Linked DNA regions of Homo sapiens: all the other regions are linked to region 6. A link is a contact called in ENCODE Hi-C or POLR2A ChIA-PET data. All regions are on one chromosome and are shown on one strand. Each heading gives the region's core, a stretch centred on a gene start or an enhancer-like site at or near the end of the contact. The rest is flanking DNA. Distances are from core to core; before and after follow the strand shown.

Region 1 (2,833 bases), core at 329-2,828, 590 kb after region 6:
ACAAAGAGGCAAAAAAATACCAAGGTGGGACAGAGTGGAAGAGACTCAGCTTTCAGAAAGAAAGATTCAATATTTATTTTACTATTATTATCTACAAGGCACTCATCCTTCTTCCACTTCTCTTCAGGTTTAGGGCACAGACAGAGATTTCAATTTTGTGTACAAAGAAGAAAGGACTTGGGAATTGGGCTGCCTACTTTACAGAAGACTCTGGCCTTCAAGCCAGGAGAGAGAAAAAGTTATTAAAGGGAAAAAGACTTATCCTAATTTGCCCTCAGGAAAACCCAACTAGGAAGAAAAATAAGGAATCTGGGGAACTGAACCCACCTTTCTTCCTCAGTTCCTCTAATACAATCTGGATCGACTCCACAGGAAGCTTTCCTGGTTTAAGGTTAAGGGAACGGCATACACATGAGTTGGGTAGGATAAAAATTTTCAGAGCCAGTCCCATGTTGAGAAACACCTGCCCCTTCCTCTCCCACACACATATGTGTGCAATTTCCCAACATGATATGAATTGGCATTTCCTGGATATTCAAAGGAGGAAGGTAAAGAGAAACTCTTCCAATTAAAAGGAGCTTTATGTGATTGTGCCACTGCATTCCAGCCTGAGCAAGAGAGGAAGACCCTGTCTCCAAAAAAAAAAAAAAAAAAGAAAGAAAGAAGCTTTAGAAAATGAAAGGTACTGTCATTCCTCACCCTCTGTCTGTTGCCTTCCTTCAGCCTTTCTCCACAGATATTTTAGGGATGAATCAGGCAGCAAAAACAAATGACCCTTACTTCCTGGCAGGAGGGGGGCAGAGAAAATAATTAAAGGTAGTTACCCAAGTCTGGGCCTCACACAGAAAAGGATGGAAGATACAAATAGTCAAAAGGGTTTAGGTTAAAAAACTTGGAACTTGGCTTCAGGGCAGAAATTCTAAGACCTTAATGACATCCGAGCAGTCATCACTGCCAAGAACAAGAGGGTATGGTACTGCATTTGCCAGGGGAAAATGTCAGCTACACATTTTCACTCTTTAAGTCCAGTTTGGGTGGGAATCTGCCTACCATGGGTAAAAGGGGGCTGGCGCGGGGGGGCGTCTGGGCATGTGTGAAAGCGCAGAAGTGCATGTGTATGGGCTGTGGAAGAGCCTGAGGGAGGATACGCTGTAGCTTGACGTTGTTGAAGAGCGGGCTCTCCTGAGCTTCCATCACCGTCATGCTGGACTGTTTGTGCAGGCGGCAGAAGGACAGGACCAGCGAGCACCAGGCGGCCAGCTGCTTCTGCCGAGTGTCCACATTCGGTTGTAACCTGCCGGGTGAAGGGAGTGGGGCGCAGAATTAGAGGGCGGGAGGCAGCACTTGCCCGGGACGCATTTCAGGAAGAAAGTAAGGGACTGAGGGTGTTGGCCGACGGGTCTTTTCTCCCCCTCCCCATATGAAGCATCAGGGCTGAGCCCAGGGTCCGGGGGAGGGGAGGGAGGCACAGCGGTGCTTCTTGGGGTCTGAGCCTCACGTAAAGAAGGGTGGGAAGCGATACTGCCACGGCCACTCGAAACTCATCGCCATCGTAGTAGCCCAGGAAACCCGGAAGCTACCGGCTAAGGACTTCCGGCCTTCGCTTCCGCACGTCCGGGCAGAAGGCAATGCAGAAAGGTTCCGGAAGCCTTTCTGGAAAGAGAGAGACCGGCAGGAGGAGTCCTCGTCATGACCCAGTCCCTCGCTGTTATCCTAAAAAGCCCTATCTTTTGGAGCAGGAAGAGTCCTGGGAAGTCTTCTGGTTCAACCCCAGAGAAAGGTCATGTCTTCCCCAAAGCGGCGAATTTTTGTTGCTGAAGTAGAACGGCAAATAAAGCCCAGATCTCCAGATCCCAGCCTACCTTTGTTTCCTCTATACTAGGCTTCTTTTAATATTAACATTTCTGTGAATTGCCATTTAATTTGATCAACTCACAATTACCCAAGCTCAATTCCAATGTCCTTTGTTTTATTTTTAATTTTTTATTTATTTATCTGTTTATTTATTTTTGAGAAAGGTCTCCCTTTGTTGCCCAGGCTGGAATACAGTGGCACAATCACAGCTCACTGCAGCCTCTACCTCCTGAGATCTGGCGACCGTCCGGCTTCAGCCTCCTGAGTAGCTGGGACTACAGGTGCACACCACCGCACCCAGTTATTAAATACATTTTGTTGTTGTTTTGGTACAGATGGGCGTCTCACCAAACTCCTGGGCTCAAGTGATCCTCCTGCCTCGACCTCCCAAAGTGCTGGGACTACAGGAGTGAGTTAACGCTCCCAGCAACCCGGCTAATATTTTCTAGAGATGGGCACTCACTATGTTGGCCCAGGTTGGTCTCAAACTCCTGGGCTCAAGCGATCTCCAGACCTCAGCCTCCCAAAGGGATAACAGGTGACCAACCCGGCCCTCCAATTTCCTTTGACTTCACCATTCCTCAGGCTCCTGCAGCACCCATGGGAGCACACTTTGTAGCTTGAATCACTAGAGACAGCCCTACTTCCATGATTCAGAGCTGCAGGCTTTGACCACAACCACCCATCTCTCACCTCTGCCATGACCTCGCCTTTCTTGTCTCAAGACCTAGGACCCCTTTTGGTTTTATCAGACTCCTTACCCAGCCTAAACTACTCAATTCTGTCCCCTTACCTACCTACCTACCTACAGGTCAGTTCCCAAACCAATGATCGTTGCTCCATTTCCCCCACCTCTTTTTTTCACTCCTGGGCTCTGGAGTATTGCTGGAAGAAAAATAACCAGAACATGTTTGCCAAGCCCTAGATTCCCTGACTAGCCTCACTACCGGGCTCTAAGGGCAGCTCTGTGATCCTTTGT
Region 2 (3,243 bases), core at 336-2,835, 620 kb after region 6:
TCCTCAGTCTCCCAATCTGAGATGGTTTCTCACCCCTTGTCTTTCATGATCTTGACACTTGAAGATACTGGCCAGTTATTTTGTAGATTGTCTCTCATTTTGGATTTGTCTGATGTTTCCTCATAATTAAATTCAGCTTATGCAGGCTGGGCATTGTGGCTCATGCCTGTAATCCCAGCACTGGGAGGCAGAGGTGGGGGGATCACCTGAGTCAGCAGTTCGAGACCAGCCTGGACAACATGGTGAAACCCCATCTCTACTAAAATTACAAAATTTGCCGGGTATAGTAGTGCATGCCTGTAAACCCAGCTACTTGGGAGGCTGAGGCAGGAGAATCGCTTGAACCCAGGAGGCAGAGATTGCAGTGAGCCGAGATTGCACCATTGCACTCCAGCCTAGGCAACAAGAGTGAAACTGTCTCAAAACAAACAAACAAACAACACGCACAAAAAATCAGCTTATGCGTGTTCGTCAAGAATACCACAGAAGTGATTTTGTGCGCTTCTCATTGCATCATGTTCAGAGGGACCTGGTAAGAATACCTCTCAGCTGGGGGCAATGGCTCATGCCTGTAATCCCAACACTTTGGGAAATCAAGGTGGGAGGATGGCTTGAACCCTGGAGTTCAAGACCAGCCTAGGCAACACAGCAAGACCCTGTCTCCTTAAAAAGAAGAGGGAGGCCGGGCGTGGTGGCTCATGCCGGTAATCTCAGCACTTTGGGAGGCCGAGGTAGGCAGATCACTTGAGGTCAGGAGTTTGACAGCAGCCTGGCCAATACGGTGAAACCCCATCTCTACTAAAAATACAAAAATTAGCCGGGCGTGGTGGCACGAACCTGTATTCCTGGCTACTTGGGAGGCTGAGGCGGGAGAATTGCTTGAGCCCGGGAGGGAGAGGTTGCAGTGAGCCGAGATCGCGCCACGGCACTCCAGCCTGTGTAAGTAACAAAGCGAGACTCCGTCCAGCCTCGCCCCCCGGCAAAAAAAGAAGAAGAAAACAATACCTCTTATCACTAGTGATGCTAACTTTGATCACTTAGTTAAGGTGGTGTCTGACAGATTCTTATCTGTAAAGTTGCTATTTTTTTCCCTTTGTAACTAGCAGGTGTCTTGTGGGGATTTATTTCGATACAAGGCTATAATTTTGATTCTAAGTGACTAGAAAACTATGAACAGAAATAGGGAGATCAGACATAAATAAAGGGCTTAGAACCCATAGACCGGTGTCTGGAGAACTGGTAGGGGTGAAGCATCGGTATGAAGGTGATCTGGGTTGGCTTCAAACGCTGAAGTGAGATGTGGCTTGTCACCAGCGCGTGGGGATGGCAAATCCGCTGAATAGGGTCTTCAGGAAGATATTAGTGGCTCTGCGAAGGTTTCCCCAGAGCCCTTCCCCTCCCCTGCCAGCGCCGCTTTGGAAGCCGTCTGGGAGGCTGCACCCGCCAGGACTCCTGAGTGCGGGGTTTTGGCGGCAAATGACAGTAGTGCGTCCGCGCGGCACGGGTAAGTCAATGCGCACGCGCCGACAGGAGGCGCGGGGCGGGGCACGGCGCAGGGGTGGGGCCGCGGCGCGCATGCGTCCTAGCAGCGGGACCCGCGGCTCGGGATGGAGGGTGAGTGAGTAAACAAGCCTGGGCCGGGCGGTGGGGCCGGGCCTCCTCCCCTCGCCGCCCTGGGCCTGAGGGAGGGAGAGGCGGAGGGATCAGGAAATTGGAAGGAATCCGAGGGACACACTGCCTGCCTGGCCGGGGGTAGCAGGCGCCCCTCCTCATTCCGAGGGTGGGGGAATGGGGGCGACGGGGCGAGAGAGACCCAGGCGAGGACAGCGTCTGGGGCTGCGAGGGCTGTGTGCCCGGGAGGAGGAGCGGCGGGGGCGGGCTCGGGGACGGGGAATCCCGTTGGATGGCGGTGTGGGCCGGTGGGCGGGAGCCCCAGCGCCCAAAGGGCGCGGGAGGGCGGTGGCACCTGCGGGGGCCTTTAGCGAGGTGGACTCTGGGGACCTGGAGCTGTGCTTGGGGAGGGCTAGAGACCGGGGCTGATCTTGCGATGGCTTTCGGGGATGTTGAGGAGGGGTAGCAGTAAAAACAAGGCCGGGACTAGGGTGAGGTGAGTAAGGCTCCCAAGGCACAAAGTGTAAAGGAGCACTGACTCAGGGTCGCGCAAGTGCAGTGAGCGCCTCCTCACGTGCGTCCTGGGTGCCTCGGTCGCCTCACCCCAGGCCTGGCCCTGAGCAAGAATCTCCTTCACTCCAGACTTTTGGTCTCACGCCAATGATCGCTCACCCCCACCATTCAACCGAGGATCAAATGATATAAATAAAAGTGCCTTGAAGCACAGACAAGGTGTTGTATTTGGGACATGCCTGTTAGGAAATGTGGGACAAACTTTTATTTCAATAAAAAGTGACTACTGAGGAATTGTTTCTTGAGCAGGGAAGGGAAGGGATACCTGAAGGATGTTAGTGCCCCCCGTGGAATGTGAAGGAATATGGAGGGTGAAATACAGGGTTGTATGTGATGTAGCCCAGGCCGATAGGAACCTGACGCTTGGCAGGGGAGGATGAAAGCAAAGGAGCTCAGGTACACTAACAATTAGGTGGGTGCAAGGATGGCAATGAAAACGCGAGTCTCCTCCACGTTTGCTGCCATACTGCCGCTGAATAAAAAAATTCCCACACCCCATGTTTTTTAAATTTAGGAAACTGATATTGAAGGAGGTTTCCAGCCTGAGAAGGTGCTAACCCTATTAGAGGTTTCTGTGAAAGCTTGTCTATTTTAAGTCTTGGAATCCCCAGATATGCCACTGATAAAAGAGATTACTTACATAGGAGAGAGTGTGTGTTAGGAGATAAGTACTTTAGACTGGGCTCGGTGGCTCATATCTGAAATCCCAGCATTCGGGAGGCCCAGGCAGGAGAATAGCTTGAGCCCAGGAGTTTGGGACCAGCTCAGGCAACAATAGCGAGACCTCATCTCTACAAAAAAAAAATAGCCAGATGTGGTGGCCTTCTCCTATAGTCCCAGCTGCTTGGGAGGCTGAAGCAGGAGTATTGCTTGAGACTGGGAGGTCAAGGTTGCAATGAGCTCTGATCCTGCCACTGCACTCCAGTCTGGGTGACAGCACCTGAGACCCTGTCTCAAGAAAAAAAAAAAAAGCCTGGCACGGTGGCTCATGCCTGTAATCCCAACACTTTGGGAGGCTGAGGTGGACCGTTCACTCGAGCCCAGGAGTTTGAGACCAGC
Region 3 (3,216 bases), core at 442-2,941, 680 kb after region 6:
GCCTGGGATCCAGACCTGGAAGATGGTTGTGGTATCTCCATTCCTAGGTAATCTCTCAGTACAGGCCACTCTCATGTGGAGAGAGGCCACGGCCGAGATGGCCTCCTAGACACGCTCGCATTGATTCCTGGTCTTTGTTTTACACAATCACAACGGGCAGGATGGTGTTCACGTGCGACAGTTCTCGCGGTTTAATATCGGTCAGCAAAGCTGTCCCCACCGCTCCAGCCTGGAGTCTAGGGTCGAGAAGGGCGGGGCGTGGCGAGGAGGTCTCAAGGGAGGTGCTGGCCTGACGGCCCCGCCCGTCCCGCCCTTCCCCGCCCCTCCCCGCCCAGCCCAGCCCTGCCCAGGCTAGCAGTCCTCAGAGCCTCCCGCAGCAGCGGCGAAAAGGGGTCCCCCACGGCCTCTAGGGGCCAGGATCCAGGGAAGGCCCGGAGACGGCGCCGATCCTCAAAGGGTCCCACACGCCAGCCACTGGGGACCGACCTGGAACCCTCCATCCAAGATCTCTGGAATCGCCGCTGAGTCAGCAACGCGCGCGCGCGCCCGCGGAGGCCGCGGCCCCGCCCCGGCCGCCTAGCGCCTGAGTTAACCCCTTCCTATACAGAGCCGCAGGATATTAGCCCTAAGAGGCCTCCACTGTATTCGGAGACCACAGAATTCCTTAGAATCCAAGTCAGTCTCCCCAGCTGAGTTCGGTGAGCTGTGAGCTCTATATTCGATTTTATTTCCGGCCTAGGTCTGCACCTTCCCAGAGTGCCTGCCTCAACTCCTTCACCTCGAAAAGGAGGTGAGGCCGAGTGCAGTGGCTCATACCTGTAATCCCAGCACTTTGGGAAGCCAAGCTGGGAGGATCGCTTGAGCCCAGGAGTTAAAGACCAGCCTGGGCAACATAGTGAGACTCCATTTCTACAAAAAATAAATTTAAAAAATTAGCCAGGCATGGTGGTGTACGCCTGTAGTCCCAGCTCCTGGAGAGGCTGAGGTGGGAGGATCCCTTGAGCCGAGGAGTTCGAGGCTGTAGTAAGCTATAATGGCTCCACCGCACCCCAGCCTGGGCAAGACAGCGAGACCCTGTCTGGAAGAAAAAAAAAAAAGGGTGGGGGAGAGCTGAATCAGACCGAGAAACTGGAGAAACTGGACTCCTTCTCCCCAGACGTGGAGGGCCACCTCCAGAGCTGTGTCCTCGCAGGTCTGGACATCCTCTTAGTAGCCAAGGCGTTTCCCTTTCTCAGGGACCCTGAGACGAGACAGGGGTTCAGAGAGCGGCAGTTGGGTTTTCCTCTGTCCTGTGCCAAAACTCCTCAACAGGGTTTTTAATTGGTTGGTGAGCCAAGAGTTAAAACAAGAGCCTGAAGGCGGGCTTCCGTGACGTCACTAGCACCCCGCGTCCGACCTCAGAGACTGGGGCGTGGCTAACATAGCCTCGTCCCCTCCCTCCCTGTTTCCCCGCCCCTCCCCGCTGTCACCAAGCCAGGGGCACATGATGCAACCCAACGCGGTTTCAGCCGTCTGATTGGTAGCCGCGCCCGGCGCCAGGCACAGGGATTGGACAGAGGAGACTGTGACGAAACCTGGACCCTGCCTAGTAAAGAAGGGAGGAGAGAAAGAAGAGAGAGGGGGGGCCCCCCGGGAGGGAGGGGGCCGGGGGGGCGGGGTCCCAGCTCTGTGCTCGCGCCCCCAGCGCGCCAGTCCCGGGGCTGCAGGGAGCGCAGCGCGCGCGGCCCGGGCCCCGGCCACCGGACGCCCTACCGGACACGACCCTCCCTGGAGCTTGGACAACTGCCCACCTCGGACGCTGCACCGGACACTGCCCCCCACAGGGCTGGACACTCCAACGGACACTACTTCCCAGCTCCGGACATTGCTCCCTCCTCTCCCGGGGCCCTGGACGCTTTTCCCCCTCCCCCCTCCGGGGGCCCAGACACTGAGCCCCCCTCAGCGTCTGGCTAGCGTCCCCTTGCACCCCAGCCCAGGACACTGCCTCCTCCCTGTCCTCTTCTCCCTTCTGCTCCTCCCACCTCATCTTTCCCCTGCTCGGGTCGGAGCCCCGCCAGTTCCTCCGACCCCCTACTGCTCGGCCGCGGCTGCCCGCGCCCCCATCCGCAGCTCCTCGCCCGGATGCCTCTCCCCGGGGGACTATGGTGGCTTCTCTGCTGCCGTCGAGGCTTCACTCTTCTGCACCGGGACTACGGGGACGGCGAGCTTAGCGGGGACGGGGACGAGGACGAGGACGAGGAAACCTTTGAGCTGCGGACCCCGAGTCCAGCGGGCGGCGGGAGGGTAAGTCCCGGGGGTTCGGAGCCTCGTCTCAATCACTCTCGCTGTAACCGGCCGTCACGCTGATCCGCTCCAGCCTCCAGCCACACGCTGCGCGCTTGGCGAACTAGGGATGAGGGAGAGTTTTTTGCCTGGGGGCCAAAGCCCCCGGGAGCTCTCGGAGCAGCAGCCCTACTCGGGATGTGCCTGTGGGCCTCCCGCTGCAGGCTGGGCGCTATCCACCTGCTGGGGGCCCTGAGGCAGGGGAGGCGTCACGCGTGGCCCGACCTGGCCCTGCCTCTCCCTTCCCCGCTGGGCCCGCGTCCCATCCCGTCTCCTTCCGCCTCCGCCAGCGCCGAGGAATGTGGCGAGGCCGGCTGGGCGGCTCGAACGCCTGGGTCCCCCTCCGCTCCCAGTTCGCAAGTGCGGAGGCCAGATGCGAGAGCTCCCGCTGCGGAGACCTGGACGAGGGGGAGAAGTCATCCCAGGATTGGGGTCTGTGGCGGGGACCCCAAGGAGAGGGAGGTGGGAGCTCTTTGAGGACCCCTCCTCATTACCCTGCCACTCAGGACAGAACTCTCGGCTTTCCCGGGTGAGGCTCCTGGGAAACCCCTGAGGGGATGGATGGTGAGGGACACTGGGCTGCTGCCTGGTTTTGTCGAATCTCCCCGTGGGGAAACGGAGGCACGATTGGTGTGGGAGACCTCCATCCCTTGACGTCTCCTCCCCCATCCCTCCTGCACACTGGCGGCCAGACTCCCGTGTGCTGTGGCCCGGGTCAGGCTCCCATCCCCCGCGCAGGGGTCCCCAGCAGGCCCAGTGGCTCGGTGCCCGGGTGGGGCGGGCTGCGCCGCCGGGGCCGGCGCCAGCACCTGGCGGAGGCGGAGGGTGGATAAATATAGAGGAGGGGGGAGGGAGGGAAGCAGGGCACTGCGATTAGGGGAGTTAGCCTAAGAG
Region 4 (2,866 bases), core at 232-2,731, 710 kb before region 6:
ACTTCCAACACCAGGAAGTTTATGTTTCTTGGAGGGCAAGGAAATACTTTTGAACTTTGTTCAGGTTAAGCCGCGCCAAGACTGGCCCTTTGCTTCCCTCTGGACTAGAGAAAGGTCAACCTGTTTCTTATACATGAAGCGAGGATCCAAAATTTCTATAGTGAGCGGTGGGTGGGTTAGCGACAGCCATTGGTGGTAGTAGGGCTTGAAAATGCACGCTCATAGTCCTTTGCATAAGATTAAGAAAACGACTGTTTTGTACATCAGACGGACATTCAAGGGCAGGGGCGCAAAACCCCTCCTCCAAGCCCCTTTTTGTCACTATCCGCTGCTCCTCATTCCTGCCTTTTGCCTGGCTTTCTGGGAGAGAGGGCAAAAAGGGAGAAGGGGAAGTGTCTTGACTTCTAAGAGTGATGGGTGACTAAGGGGGAACTACCATTTATTAAAGACCTAGTACATGCCATGCACTTATACCCGTTACCGCATTTAAACCTCCTAACTATGAGGTAGGTATTATTATGTAACAGAGTATAGCAGTAAATAGCACCGTCCTTGGAAATAGGCAGACTGTTTTTGCTAGTTGTGGAACCGTGGACAAGTTTAGTCTAAAACTTAGTTTATGTAAAAGGAGGACATTGATTCCTACCTCAAAGGGCTGTTAGATGCTCAAGAAGTGACAATACAAATGCCTATGAAGAAACAGGATCAGGTAATTTGCTTGCTCAAGGTCAGGTGATTTAGTAAGAGGCTGACCTCGGATTCTGGTTCCAGCTTATCTAACTCCACAGCCAATGTTCTTTCCACTATCACTCAGTAGTTATAATCATCTTTTTTTGTTTGTTTGTTTGTTTTGAGACAGAGTCTCGCTCTGTTGCCCAGGCTAGAGTGCAGTGGCACAATCTTGGCTCAGTGCAACCTCCGCCTTCCAGGTTCAAGAGATCCTCCAGCCTCAGTCCCCCTAGTAGCTGGGATTACAGGCACGCGCCACCGTACCCGGCTAATTTTTGTATTTTTAGTAGAGACGGGGTTTCACCATGTTGGCCAGGCTGGTCTCGAACCCCTGACCTCAGGTGATCCACCCGCCTCGGCCTCCCAAAGTGCTGGGATTACAGGCGTGAGCCACCGCTCCCAGCCTTATAATCATCTTGTCCAAGTATCGTTAAGTCCTCTGAGGCTCTGATTCCTCATATGCAAAATGGGGTTAACATATTTTATAAAATTCATTCATTAAACTCTTGTGTGGAAGGTGTGCATATAATGGAGACTGCAGCTCCCTCCTCTTTCCCCTTTTCATTCCACGTAGGTCATTTATCCTTAACTTCTAAAATGGACTCTACAAGCACTTAACCGAGCGGACGCAGCTATACAAATACTTTTCAGATTCCCCTTTATTTCCTCTTCTTTCCCACTCCACCTAGGATCCCGCCCCAACCAGCGCCAGGCCACGCCCCGGCGTGTGACGCAAGCACGCTCCGTGCGCGCCGTCGCGTCGCGGCGCTCACTGGGGGCCCGGCTTTCGCCCGCTGCTGCCGCCGCCGCCGCCGGCCGCGGCTGCACTCCCAAGATGGCGGCTCCTCCGGGCGAGTACTTCAGCGTTGGGAGCCAGGTGTCGTGCCGGACGTGCCAGGAGCAGCGGCTGCAGGGCGAGGTGGTAGCCTTTGACTACCAATCCAAAATGCTGGCTTTAAGTATCCTTCCCTGCGTGAAGCCCGAGTCCGGGCCGGCGTGTAGGTGCGGTGGTCGGGGGGTGGGGGACGACGGCGGCGGCTGGGGCTCTCTCCGGGCCTAGGGGCGACCGGCTACCGCGGCGCCCGGGGCGCATGCGCACGGCCCTGAGCTCCCCTCCCCCTCCCGCGGGCCCTTCGGTCAGCTTTGGGGATCCTGTCTCTCTCTCTTTGCGGGAGCTGGGGCTTTACCGAGGATCAGTGGGTGGAGGAGGGCTTGACACGGGGATGGCTTTTTGGGGGGAACGTTATGAGAGGGGACACAGTAATTAGGAGAGGGGGTGGTGGTGGGAGGGGGCTGATGGATTGGAGCCCGGATGGAAAGGAGGGGCGGGTGAAATATTATGGGGAGGGGTGTTTAGGGTAAGGAACTGCTGGTAGGGCAAAGGTATGGAATTTAGGAGGGCATGTGCACTGATGGGATTTCGTCCAAGGAAGGGCGGTGGGATGGTGACCAAATTGGTCCTTGCCTGTTTTGGGGGAGAGTAAGTTCAGGGCAGAGTTTGTATCTGAGCTAGGGATAGTGGCTTGTTTCGCTGATGCGTGTGTATGTGTGGTGGGGGGGCTGTGCTGATTTTTAGGCTTCTCGGTCATTTGGAAGTTGCTGTTTAGGGGATGTTTGCACTGGAAACCTGTTCCAGAGAGGGCTTGCCAGGGGCTTATGTGGTTTGGGGATGTGTGAGTTACAGGTGAAAGAGTGAAGTTCTCATGCTGCCTTGATCAGTCCAGCACATGGAGTCCTTTTACGTAGTAGCAGCCTCCCTTTTGAAAGTAGCAATGTTAAACTGATTGGAAAAGGTGGCCTGCTTCTTTGGGGTGGAAGTGACTTCTGAATTACTCCAGGAAACTCAGTCTTGGAAATGAAACACTTCCTTGTTGGGATAAATGTGCCACGGCTTCCCTTTTTATGTGAGCCACAGGTGGGTTTATTGGAATTTTTTTTTGGAGGAGTAATTTTTTATGGCATCTTTTTTTTTTTTTTTTTTTTAAGATGGAGTCTCGCTCTGTCGCTAGGATGGAGTGCGGTGGCGCAATCTCGGCTCACTGCAACCTCCGACTCCCTGGTTCGAGCGATTCTCCTGCCTCAGCCTCCGGAGTAGCTGGGATTACGGGCACGCGCCACCACGCCCAGCTAATTTTTG
Region 5 (2,998 bases), core at 40-2,539, 700 kb after region 6:
CACCAAGAATTCTGTCTACCCTGGAATATTGTTGCCACCCTGAAGCAGAGCCTAGGCTGTAGCCCTCAACCCAGAAGTGCTACTATTGCAAATGATTTGCACAAAATTTGCATAAACCTCTCCCTGGCTGTCCCTCTTGTTCGGGACATCCTTTTGTCTCTTATTTTCTGTCAGTCAGGTCAAATTCCTAGTAGCTTGAGCCTGCCTTGCCTCTGGATGGGAATATCAAAGGTCTCTGGAATGGTCGCTAGGACACCTGGGAGAATCCGCTGGCCCAGTTGTTGCCAGCTCCTCCTCCATGTTCCGACAGGTAGATGTTCTCTGGGTTGTAGAGCTTGGCATAGGGGGAGTTGAGGATGGAGTGGATCACCCGGGGTTCCAAGTCCAGCAGCACGGCCCGGGGGATGTAGTGCTCATCGTCTGCCTGTCAAGGGGAGTCCAGGAGGGGGCCCAATCAGCTAGGGCGGCCCAAGTCCGAAGTCCTCCCAACTCTGGCTCCCTCCGGCCCTCCCTCCTCAAGCCAGCCGCCTGGCCCTACTGCCCAGCGGGGTTCCCAGTACCAGGCCACTCCCTTCCCTTCCGCCCCCTTGGGCCACTGCCGCCCCCGGCCAAGTCGCTGGGGGCACCTGGTAGAAAAAGACGTCCTTGCGGTCAGTGCCCTCGGTGGCGAATTCCTCCACGATGCCCTCGGGGCTGATACCATGCTCGGCGCACAGCTGTTTCCAGAACTCGAACCCAACTGGGGGAGGGGGGAGATGCCCGGGTCTGCTGGAGCCTTAAGGCCTGAGGAGCCCAGTTTTAGTCTCAGAGGCTGACACGATCAGAGGGTGGACCCAAGATGCCTGGGTTTGGTAGCTGCCCCAGCCCCGGGCTGGAGGCGCAGCTCTCGGTCTGGGTTATCCAGAGCAGCAGGGCAGGGGGTTCATGGAAGGGAAAGGGGGACTGGTGGAAGCCAGGCACTTGGGTGGGACCCGAAGGGGCAGAACCAGAGACCGGCGGGGCCGGCGCTCGCTTGCTCACTCTGGTTGCCGCACTGGCCCAGCTGCAGGGTGATGATCTCCCGGGGCATCGCTCTTCAGACGTGGGCGCGCCAGCCCCGGCCTGGCGAGAGTCACGGCTGAGACGAATGCCCGGCAGCCAGGAGCGCAGGACGTGGGGAGCGCGCGCTCTCTTCGCCTCTTGACGCGGATGCTCGGTCTGCGCGTGTGCAGCGCAGGCCTCTCCTCGGCCGGTGGGCCGGGGAGCCCAACCTGGGCATCATTTTCTCCCTCAGCAGTCGCAGCTGGAATTCCGCACAGGCGCAGAGTCAGGCCACGCCCGCTCCTGCCCACCGCTCCGCGCCTGCGCAGTGAGACTCGTTGGGGGTGGCAGGGTCGGAACCTGGATGTGTTGGGGAGGAGAGGAACGGGGGAGGGGAGGAAAGGGGAGAAGCGGCCAGGTGGATGTGCTTGTCCACGTGTAAGGAGTCATCTACCTATATTGGTAGGTGAGGACACTGTCAGCTTTGCTAGATCAAAGGGCTAGAAGCCAACTTTTCTTCGTTTAAATTTCTGTTTTTTAATGGTGTTACAATACATACACATGTATGTTACCTTTTTATTTTTTAGAAGGGTCTCGCTCTGTCGCCCAGGCTGGAGTGCAGTGGCGCGATCATAGCTCACTGTAGCCTTGAACTTCTGGCTTAAGTGATCCTCCCACTTCAGTCTCCCGAGTAGCTGGGACTACAGGCGTGTGCTACCACGCCCAGCTAATTTTTAAATTTTTAAAATGTATTTTTATAGAGATGGGGATCTCACCGTGTTGCCCAAGATGGTCTTAAACTACTGGCCTCAATCAATCCTCCTGCCTTGGCCTCCCAAAATGCTGGGATTACAGGCATGAGCCACCACTCCTGGCCTAAATTTACCATTGTAACCATTTGTAAGTACTGCATACAGTTCTGTGGCACCAAGTACACTCACATTGTTCTGTAACCACCACCACCATTCTTTTCTAGAACTTTCTTATCTTCCCAAACTGAAACTCTATCGCGATTAAACAGTAACTTCCCCTTGACTACTCTAGGCACCTGATATGAGTGGAATTATACAGTATTTGTCTTTTTGGGTCTGGCTTCTTTCACTTAACATAATATCTTCAAGATCCTTCCATTTCGTAGCATGTGTCAGAATTTCCTTCCTTTTTACAACTGAATAATATTCCATTGTATAGATGTACCACATTTTGCATAACCATTCATCCCTCCATGGACATTTGGGTTGCTTCCACCTTTTGGCTATTGTGAATGTTGCTGCTTTGAATGTGAGTGTACAAATATCTGTTCGAGTCCCTGCTTTCAATTATTTTGGATATACACCCAGAGGTAGAATTGCTGGATCATATGGTAATTGTGTTTAATGTTCTGAGGAATCGCCATACGATTTTCCATGGTAGCTGCACCATTTTAAATTCCCACCAGCAATGCACAAGGGTTCAGTTAAATAAATTTTATAGGAGGCCATTGATTTGCACTGAGCTCCTGTGCTTGGCTCAACAGACCAAACCAAAATGGAGTCACTCACGCTAAAGTTCTATGTCACTAAGCAACACTAAGTTGTTTATCAAACCTTCAGAGGAATCAGGAGAGGGAAGGAAGAGCCAAAACCCCAAACAAGCCAGTGTGAGCCGGCATGATACGGAAGTCCTTTTACAAGAAAAGTAACTTTGAAAGGACCCATCTGCTTTTTTTCCTTCTGTTTCTATTTTTCTCTACCCTTTTTTGTCCATAAAAACTAACCTGTGCTTGACTCATCTGAACACTCATTCTATTTATTTTATGGAATGAAACGTAGCCTGATCTAGAATCACAAACACTGTAAATGCCACTTAAGATTTTTTTTTTTTTTTGAGACTAAGTCTCACTCTGTTGCCCAGGTTGGAGTGCAGTGGCATGATCTCGGCTCACTACAACCTCTGCCTCTCTCAGGTTCAAGCGATTCTCCTGGCTCAGCCTCCCTAG
Region 6 (2,939 bases), core at 440-2,939:
GACTAACACGGTGAAACCCCGTCTCTACTAAAAAATACAAAAAATTAGCTGGGCGTAGTGGGGGCGCCTGTAGTCCCAGCTCCTCGGGAGGCTGAGGCAGGAGAATGGCGTGAACCCGGGAGGCGGAGCTTGCAGTGAGCCGAGATCGCGCCACCGCACTCCAGCCTGGGCGGCAGAGCGAGACTCCCTCTCAAAAAAAAGAAAAAAAAAATGTAATTAGACGTCTGTAACACATGTAATAAAGCAAGTACAGCAAGATGACTTTAGGTGATGGGCATACGGGTGTTCACCAAACAATTCTTTCAACGTATGTGTGAAAAAAAGTTTAAAGTAATGTTGGATGCCAGCTAGGTCAGGACGAGATGGGGAGGGGGAGGGGGAAGGGAGGGGGAGGGGATGCGGAGGGGAAGGGAGGCGGAGGGAGAGGGGAGGGGAAGGGGAGGGGGAGGAGGAGGAAAGAAGAGCCTCCTAGAGCTCTTCGTGTCTTTTCCGTTGTGGGTTTTTCCTCCTGAAGGGCAATGAAGCCGAAGGAGCTTTCCCAAGATTCCAGTGATTTACAGGCGCTTTTCTGTTCAGTGGTTGGCAGGCAGGGCACGGCGGGGCATGCAAATTTAAAATGGCTGCTTCTCTCGGGAGTTATGGGAGCAAAAAAGGAAAGTGAATATCCTCCAAAATAGTAACAATATTACTTACGCAGGTGTTCAGATTTGGATAAAGATACACAATCTCAACGTAGGAGAGAGAGTTATTCAGGGTGCTATCTGTCACCCTGAGGTTAGGATGTGTGGGAGAAGGAGTACAGTGGCCGATCGTTAACATTTTCGTTTTGAAAACGGTGTTGATACAGTGGAAGGCTTGTGGTGTTGCTGGCCCTTGATCGCTGGAAGGATTCCGAGGTGTAGTTTTCGAAGCGGGAGTTTTGTTCGCATTGGGCGCTTAGCGTCTGTTACTGTCGCTAACGGGAGATTGTCAACGTGTTTGCATTGGGCCATTTGCATCAGTTGGGACCGTTGTTACTGACCTCCTAGGTTGTGTGTTGCGTTTACACGCTTAAATCCGGGTTTCACGGTCTCTTAGTACTCGCGTATTTAAGCTCATCGCGCGTACCTTACTTCTACGCGTTCACGTCGGTTCGTCCGGGCCTATCAGCGCCGCTGCTTTTAAATTGGCCGTGTGCGCTTTACGTTTGCACCTTTACGTCGGATCACTGGGGTCCATCAGCGCCGTAGTTTTTGAGCTGGCCGGGCGTGCTTTCGAGCGCTTAGTTGCTTTCGGTTTCACTTGGTTGCGGCGTGACGATCATTGAGTTAAAGGTTACTGCACTCACTTCAGTCGCCATCGGTCTCCGTAATCTGACTGCCCTTTGCTATTACTTGCTTCACTCACATACGATATGCGGACGGTCCTATTTAAGTTGAGCGCCCATACTTCACTATCCCAAGTGGGACTGCTTTTTCATTTACGTGTCTCTATCCGAGGCAGTATAAACATCTTTCCATTCAAGTTTACCGCATGTGTTTCACTATCGAGAGTCGGACTGCTTTTGGATTTACGTGGCTTTGTGGGATGCGGTATGAAGATCGTTGCATTCAAGTTTACCGCCTCTACTTCACTGCAGAATCTGACTGCCGTCAGATCTGTATGACAGATTGTTGCATTCGTTTTCTGCGGGTACGTCACTATCCAGTCTACTTTTTCCATTGACGTGGCTGAGTCATATGTAGTATGACTGTCAGAGACGTTGGAACCTGAAGCGACCCCATTTTGAGTGAGGGCTAGAAAAATGAGGCCGGGACTTACGGGCCTGCATTCTCAGAAGGATATTCCTAGCTTTCAGATACTTACGGTTAAGGGAACAAATTAATGTTTACTGAAGAGACCCGAGTGTCCAGATAGCTGGATATCTGGAGAACAAAGGCGTTCCTAATTTTGCTTTAAAGGTAGTAATAGGGATTCTTGCAAAATGTAATAATTAAAGTTAATTATCACAAACCCTTGTAACAGAACACCTCTCCCCATGTGTACAAGCATTGTACCTAGGGTGGATACGTTCCTTCTCTTAGTTTCAGGAACGCCCTTCTCTGTCTGTGGAGTAGCTGTTCTTTCACCACTTTACTTTCTTAATAAACTTGCTTTTATTTTGCACCGCGGACTTGCCCTGAGTTATTTCTTGCGCGAGACCCAAGAACCCTCTCTTTGGGTCTGGATCGGGGCCCTTTTCCTGTGACGTATTTCTGGCCACCACAGATGGGACTATAGTGCTTTGGGGAAGTGTTGGGGTCCTATAACATATTTCTGGCGAATGATGGAAGGGACGATACTGAAGAAACTCCCCCAACCCAAAGGAAGTAGACTGCAGCACTGCAGTAGTCAGTAGACTGACTTTGGGTAAGTGGTGGAGTGCCCGGGTAAAGAATGGGATTGGGTTAGAGGCCCAACTTAATGGAGTTAGAGTCTTTCCTAAAAGAGAGTGGGTTAGAGGCCCCTCTTAATAAAAGGCAAGGACACTTGACCGACCTCGGGTTAGAGGCCCGACCGAGGAGGGTTAGAGGCCCCTCCCAGTAAAGCCCCTCTCGGCTAAAAAACAGGTTTGACACCGCAGGCTATGCTCTTTGTATTAGTCTGCCTCGTCCTCCTTGTCTTGGTTGCTGTCTCCGTTTCAGTGTCATTTTCAGGAGACTTCATTTAACTGGTCTTAGGGATTTTAACTGATTCTTCTCCTATGTCCCTCCCGATTTCTGTCCGTTTGCTTGTGAAACACTGGGAACCAAAAGCATTGGAGGATCCGGCTCTAAAATTGCTGATTGAGATTTGATATTTAACAGCTATGAGCAGTAAGATTCGATAGATGTGGTTGTGTTTTGTTGCTGCTGTGCTGAGTGTGATTGAGAAGCACTAGGATGGAAATCAGGGGACTTTTCTCCTTGCTGTTTTGTTTG
Region 7 (3,127 bases), core at 584-3,083, 560 kb before region 6:
CCGGAGTTTGTTCTGGAATGTTTTCACTGGAATGAAAGCTGAGCGGTCCGCAGGCCATATAGTATTGGAGAAAACATAGCCCTCATTCAAAAAGGCTGCCAGAGAAAAGGTGTCCACAAGGAAATTCAGGGGTTTTGTTTGTTTGTTTTGGGATTTTTTCTGGAGACAGTCTCACTCTGTCACCCAGGCTGGAGTGCAGTAGTGTGATCTCAACCTCCACCTTCCAGGTTCAAGTGATTCTCCTGCCGTAGCCTCCCAAGTAGCTTGGATTACAGGCACCCACCACCACACCCAGCTGATTTTTATTTTTATTTTTTGTAGAAACAAGATTTCACCATGTTGGCCAGGCTGGTCTTGAACTCCTGACCTCAAGTGATCCTCCTGCCTTGGCCTCCCAAAGTGCTGGGATTACAGGTGTGAGCCACCACGCCCAGCCAGGAAATTCAGTTTCTGAAAATACACCTGTGGATCTCTAGCCTTGAACATCCTTGTGTGCTGCTTTAAATGGCTGATCCTCAATGCCTCCCTTCCAACTCACACACGCTCGCTCCCCTACATCAATCTCCCAGAAAAAGGAACCTATTTTATTCTTTTCTTTTCTTTTTTTTTTTTTTTTTTTTTTTTAGAGACAGGCCTCACCTTGTTGCCCAGGCTGGTTTTGAACTCCTGGCCTCAAGTGATCCTCCGGCCTTGGCCTCCCAAGTTACTGAGTTCACAGGCGCGAGCCACCACGACCAGTGAAGCCTATATTAAGCCCTTTTATGCTCACTCTGCGATACTGCAGAGAGGGCAGGGAGGAAGCAGAGGTGCCCTGGCATCTTCAGCTGGCGGTGAGCAGGGCGCTGAGGGTGGGAGAGGCCGGGCGCCTGGGGATGGGAGGCAGGACCGCACCTTCACAGGGATGCTGCCACCCTACCCCGGAGGTCAGGGCCTCTCGCCCAGCTCTGGCTCTGAGGTCCTGGAGGGAGGGAGATGCTGTTGCGACTCAGAAGATCAGGGGAGGGCCACCCCCATTCGAGAAAAGTGAAAATCCTGAGCCTGAAGCAGAAGTGGAGACGGTTGGAGCGGAGGCTTCAGAGGGTGGCGTTGGGAAGAGGGTCTGGCGCCGCCGTGTGGACTGTTCGGGCTCACGGGGCTGAAGGCTCCGAAGACCGAGACCTGTGAACCGTGGGGAGGCTCCATGCGGATGGGGGCCACAGCCCCCGCCGGAGCCCCCACACTAGCCCTGGACTTCTCCACCGGCTTACGACATGATAGCTCAATAAGCTCCTTATTTAACGCACTGTTGTATCAGGTCCCTGTCGCAGCCACTGGCCCTATAGCCTAATAAAGGAGCGGGTGCACGCATTGGATTGGTGAGCTACCGCCACAGCAACAAGTCCTAATCAACCATCCCAAACGGTGGCTGGAACAAGGTTCTCGCAGGCCTGTGCTTGGGCTTGAACGCTGGGCCGGCCGCTGCGCTCTGTGGCTCCCTGCAGACCTGCGGATCGGCCAGGGGGCTCCGATCCTTTTGGGCCGTGGCTGAAGAAGCAGCGGCTGCACCAGAGAAGTCCTTCTGGGTGAAGGTGGAAGCGCACAGGGACCGCGGAACCGCCCAAGGCGTCTTCCGGCGTAGGCTCAGAACTGGCAGGCTTTCGTTTCTGCTTCATTCCATGGCCAGAGCAAGCCACGTGGGCAAGCCCGAAACCAGGGGGCGGGAAAGTACCCTCCACCCACAAGGAAACCATGGCAAGCGGTGGTTGCAGGTAGGGCTGAGGAATTGGGGCCGATAGTTCTATCTATCCCGGTGAGTGAGGAGACCTGCTTTGGGGGTTGCACAGTCTGGGTCTGCCCTTGCAGTGGTATCTGTCTCTGTGAAGACTCCACCACGGGTCGCCATCAGGTCAGAGACCCTGACAAGGTAAGAATTTGCATTTTCCTCTGCACACAACCCTGTTCCCTTCCCCTCCGCATGCCTAACACAACACTCCCTTCCCCCCCATGCCTAACAGAGAGAAAGGAGAGAGACAGTTCTTGAGCCCGGTTCTTCCTGCTTGAGCTTGGTGTGTCAACCAAAAGAGTCAAACTCTGTAAAATATTTGAAGGGATTTATTTTGAGCCTACTATGCATGACCAATGGCCCATGACAGCCTTCAGCAGATCCTGAGAACATGTGCCCAAGGTGATCAGGCCACAACTTGGTTTTATGTGTTTCAGGGAGACATCGGACATCAATAATATATGCGACATGTACAGTGGTTTGATCTGGAAAGGCTGGACAACTGGAATGGGGTTGGGGAAGTGGACGACTTCCAGGTTATAAGTAGATCGAAAGATTTTCTGATTGGCAATTGGTGGAAAGAGTTAAATTACTGTCTAAAGACTTAAAATCAACAGAAAGGAATGTTTGGGTTAAGATAAGAGATTGTGGAGACCAAGGTTTTATCACGCAGGTGAAGCCTCCAGGTGGCAGGCTTCAGAGAGAATAGACTGTAAATGTTTCCTTTCAGACTTAAAGAGTCTGTTCTATCAGTAAGTCCAAAAGGAGGGATCGTATAATTAGGCATGACTGGGCTCCCCTTCCCATCATGGCCTGAACTAGTTTTCAGGTTAACTTTGGAATGCCCTTTGCTGAGTGGAGAGGAGGAGTCCATTCAGATGGTTGGGTGAGCTTAGAATTTTATGTTTGGGTTTCAGTTGGCATCCAGTATCCCTTCCCCCAAGTTTGGGGCCCCTCCCAAAGGAGATAGGCCTGGGTCTCTCCTCACATCCTTGGGGGTCTCAGAACTGCAGACTCAAACCTTTTGCCTCAAGGAATCCCTTTGATGATTTGCATAAACCCTTGGGAGGCTGCAGGGGGGCTGCTCTGGAGCTGAGACACAGCGAGTCAATCTCCCTCCATCCCCCTTTTGTCTTGTTCTCACCCTGAGGCTGCAGGCCTCAAGTTTTTTGGCTGGATTCTTCCCAAAGCAGGTTGGGGGTGCAGGTACTGTAATCACCTGATGGGTTCTTCCTGCCTACTGCACAGACAAAACCAATCCACTGAGACCATGGCATTGCAGTAAAGAAAGAGTAATTGACACAAGGCCGGGCACACAGGAAATAGTTATTACTCAAATCGGTCTCCCCCAAAACTTGAAGATTA

The links. Hi-C counts contacts between places; a loop is a spot of excess contacts on that map. ChIA-PET counts read pairs that join two places held with the same protein, here RNA polymerase II (POLR2A). Pooled maps may share reads with other maps.
Region 1: a pooled map shows a loop between it and region 6 (2.3-fold over the local background). The contact joins the promoter of VPS25 here to the enhancer-like site in region 6. A Hi-C loop is called at or near these places in 1 of 50 pooled maps. POLR2A ChIA-PET finds 5 or more read pairs at or near these places in 3 of 52 experiments (A673, CD8-positive, alpha-beta T cell and naive thymus-derived CD4-positive, alpha-beta T cell).
Region 2: a pooled map shows a loop between it and region 6 (4-fold over the local background). The contact joins the promoter of EZH1 here to the enhancer-like site in region 6. A Hi-C loop is called at or near these places in 2 of 50 pooled maps. POLR2A ChIA-PET finds 5 or more read pairs at or near these places in 4 of 52 experiments (CD4-positive, alpha-beta memory T cell, PC-9, activated B cell and 1 more).
Region 3: a loop to region 6 is called in a pooled map, with 8 times the contacts of the local background. The contact joins the promoter of PLEKHH3 here to the enhancer-like site in region 6. A Hi-C loop is called at or near these places in 1 of 168 maps with a recorded cell type or tissue (ovary), 1 of 37 single-sample maps with no recorded cell type and 8 of 50 pooled maps. POLR2A ChIA-PET finds 5 or more read pairs at or near these places in 3 of 52 experiments (H1, PC-9 and activated B cell).
Region 4: a pooled map shows a loop between it and region 6 (6-fold over the local background). The contact joins the promoter of LSM12 here to the enhancer-like site in region 6. A Hi-C loop is called at or near these places in 1 of 37 single-sample maps with no recorded cell type and 5 of 50 pooled maps. POLR2A ChIA-PET finds 5 or more read pairs at or near these places in 2 of 52 experiments (Caco-2 and activated CD8-positive, alpha-beta memory T cell).
Region 5: a pooled map shows a loop between it and region 6 (4-fold over the local background). The contact joins the promoter of TUBG2 here to the enhancer-like site in region 6. A Hi-C loop is called at or near these places in 2 of 50 pooled maps. POLR2A ChIA-PET finds 5 or more read pairs at or near these places in 2 of 52 experiments (H1 and SK-N-SH).
Region 7: a pooled map shows a loop between it and region 6 (4-fold over the local background). The contact joins the promoter of FAM215A here to the enhancer-like site in region 6. A Hi-C loop is called at or near these places in 1 of 168 maps with a recorded cell type or tissue (ascending aorta) and 6 of 50 pooled maps. POLR2A ChIA-PET finds 5 or more read pairs at or near these places in 1 of 52 experiments (WTC11).

Annotation. Positions count from the first base shown.
Region 1 is chr17:42,772,194-42,775,026 of GRCh38, reverse strand. VPS25 (vacuolar protein sorting 25 homolog) reads right to left here and starts at 1,578. Exons shown (of 6, transcript NM_032353.4): 1 at 1,499-1,578; 2 at 1,149-1,294; 3 at 328-381. The coding sequence starts at 1,551. RefSeq lists enhancers at 856-1,403, 1,487-1,686.
Region 2 is chr17:42,743,382-42,746,624 of GRCh38, reverse strand. It overlaps EZH1 (enhancer of zeste 1 polycomb repressive complex 2 subunit), which reads left to right and starts at 1,585. Exons shown (of 21, transcript NM_001991.5): 1 at 1,585-1,614. RefSeq lists a silencer at 1,428-2,007.
Region 3 is chr17:42,675,469-42,678,684 of GRCh38, reverse strand. It overlaps PLEKHH3 (pleckstrin homology, MyTH4 and FERM domain containing H3), which reads left to right and starts at 1,691. Exons shown (of 13, transcript NM_024927.5): 1 at 1,691-2,283. The coding sequence starts at 2,122. RefSeq lists silencers at 131-220, 571-650, 1,511-1,760, 1,851-1,910, 3,031-3,190 and enhancers at 39-538, 539-1,040, 1,021-1,100, 1,231-1,280, 1,301-1,400.
Region 4 is chr17:44,065,286-44,068,151 of GRCh38, reverse strand. It overlaps LSM12 (LSM12 homolog), which reads left to right and starts at 1,481. Exons shown (of 5, transcript NM_001371445.1): 1 at 1,481-1,688. The coding sequence starts at 1,565. RefSeq lists silencers at 1,399-1,518, 1,809-1,948.
Region 5 is chr17:42,657,575-42,660,572 of GRCh38, reverse strand. It overlaps TUBG2 (tubulin gamma 2), which reads right to left and starts at 1,289. Exons shown (of 11, transcript NM_016437.3): 1 at 1,021-1,289; 2 at 627-739; 3 at 257-424. The coding sequence starts at 1,069. RefSeq lists enhancers at 1,073-1,142, 1,193-1,262, 1,273-1,332, 690-1,457.
Region 6 is chr17:43,359,246-43,362,184 of GRCh38, reverse strand. No RefSeq gene overlaps it. Among named protein-coding and RNA genes, the nearest start is that of LINC00910, 28 kb to the left of the region's middle. RefSeq lists silencers at 362-461, 912-971 and enhancers at 1,222-1,401, 1,447-2,142. Within about 2 kb of position 1,689, at least 38 of the 41 ENCODE cell types and tissues checked have a DNase peak (open chromatin) inside an H3K27ac peak, as active enhancers do; they include A673, CD8-positive, alpha-beta T cell, PC-9 and 2 more, where a contact is called at or near this core.
Region 7 is chr17:43,915,914-43,919,040 of GRCh38, reverse strand. FAM215A (family with sequence similarity 215 member A) reads right to left here and starts at 1,833. Exons shown (of 1, transcript NR_026770.1): 1 at 1,054-1,833. LOC105371787 (a long non-coding RNA gene) reads left to right here and starts at 1,817. Exons shown (of 2, transcript XR_001752898.2): 1 at 1,817-1,903. It overlaps LOC107985086 (a long non-coding RNA gene), which reads right to left and starts at 194. Exons shown (of 2, transcript XR_001752899.2): 1 at 1-194. RefSeq lists enhancers at 369-1,189, 1,190-2,011.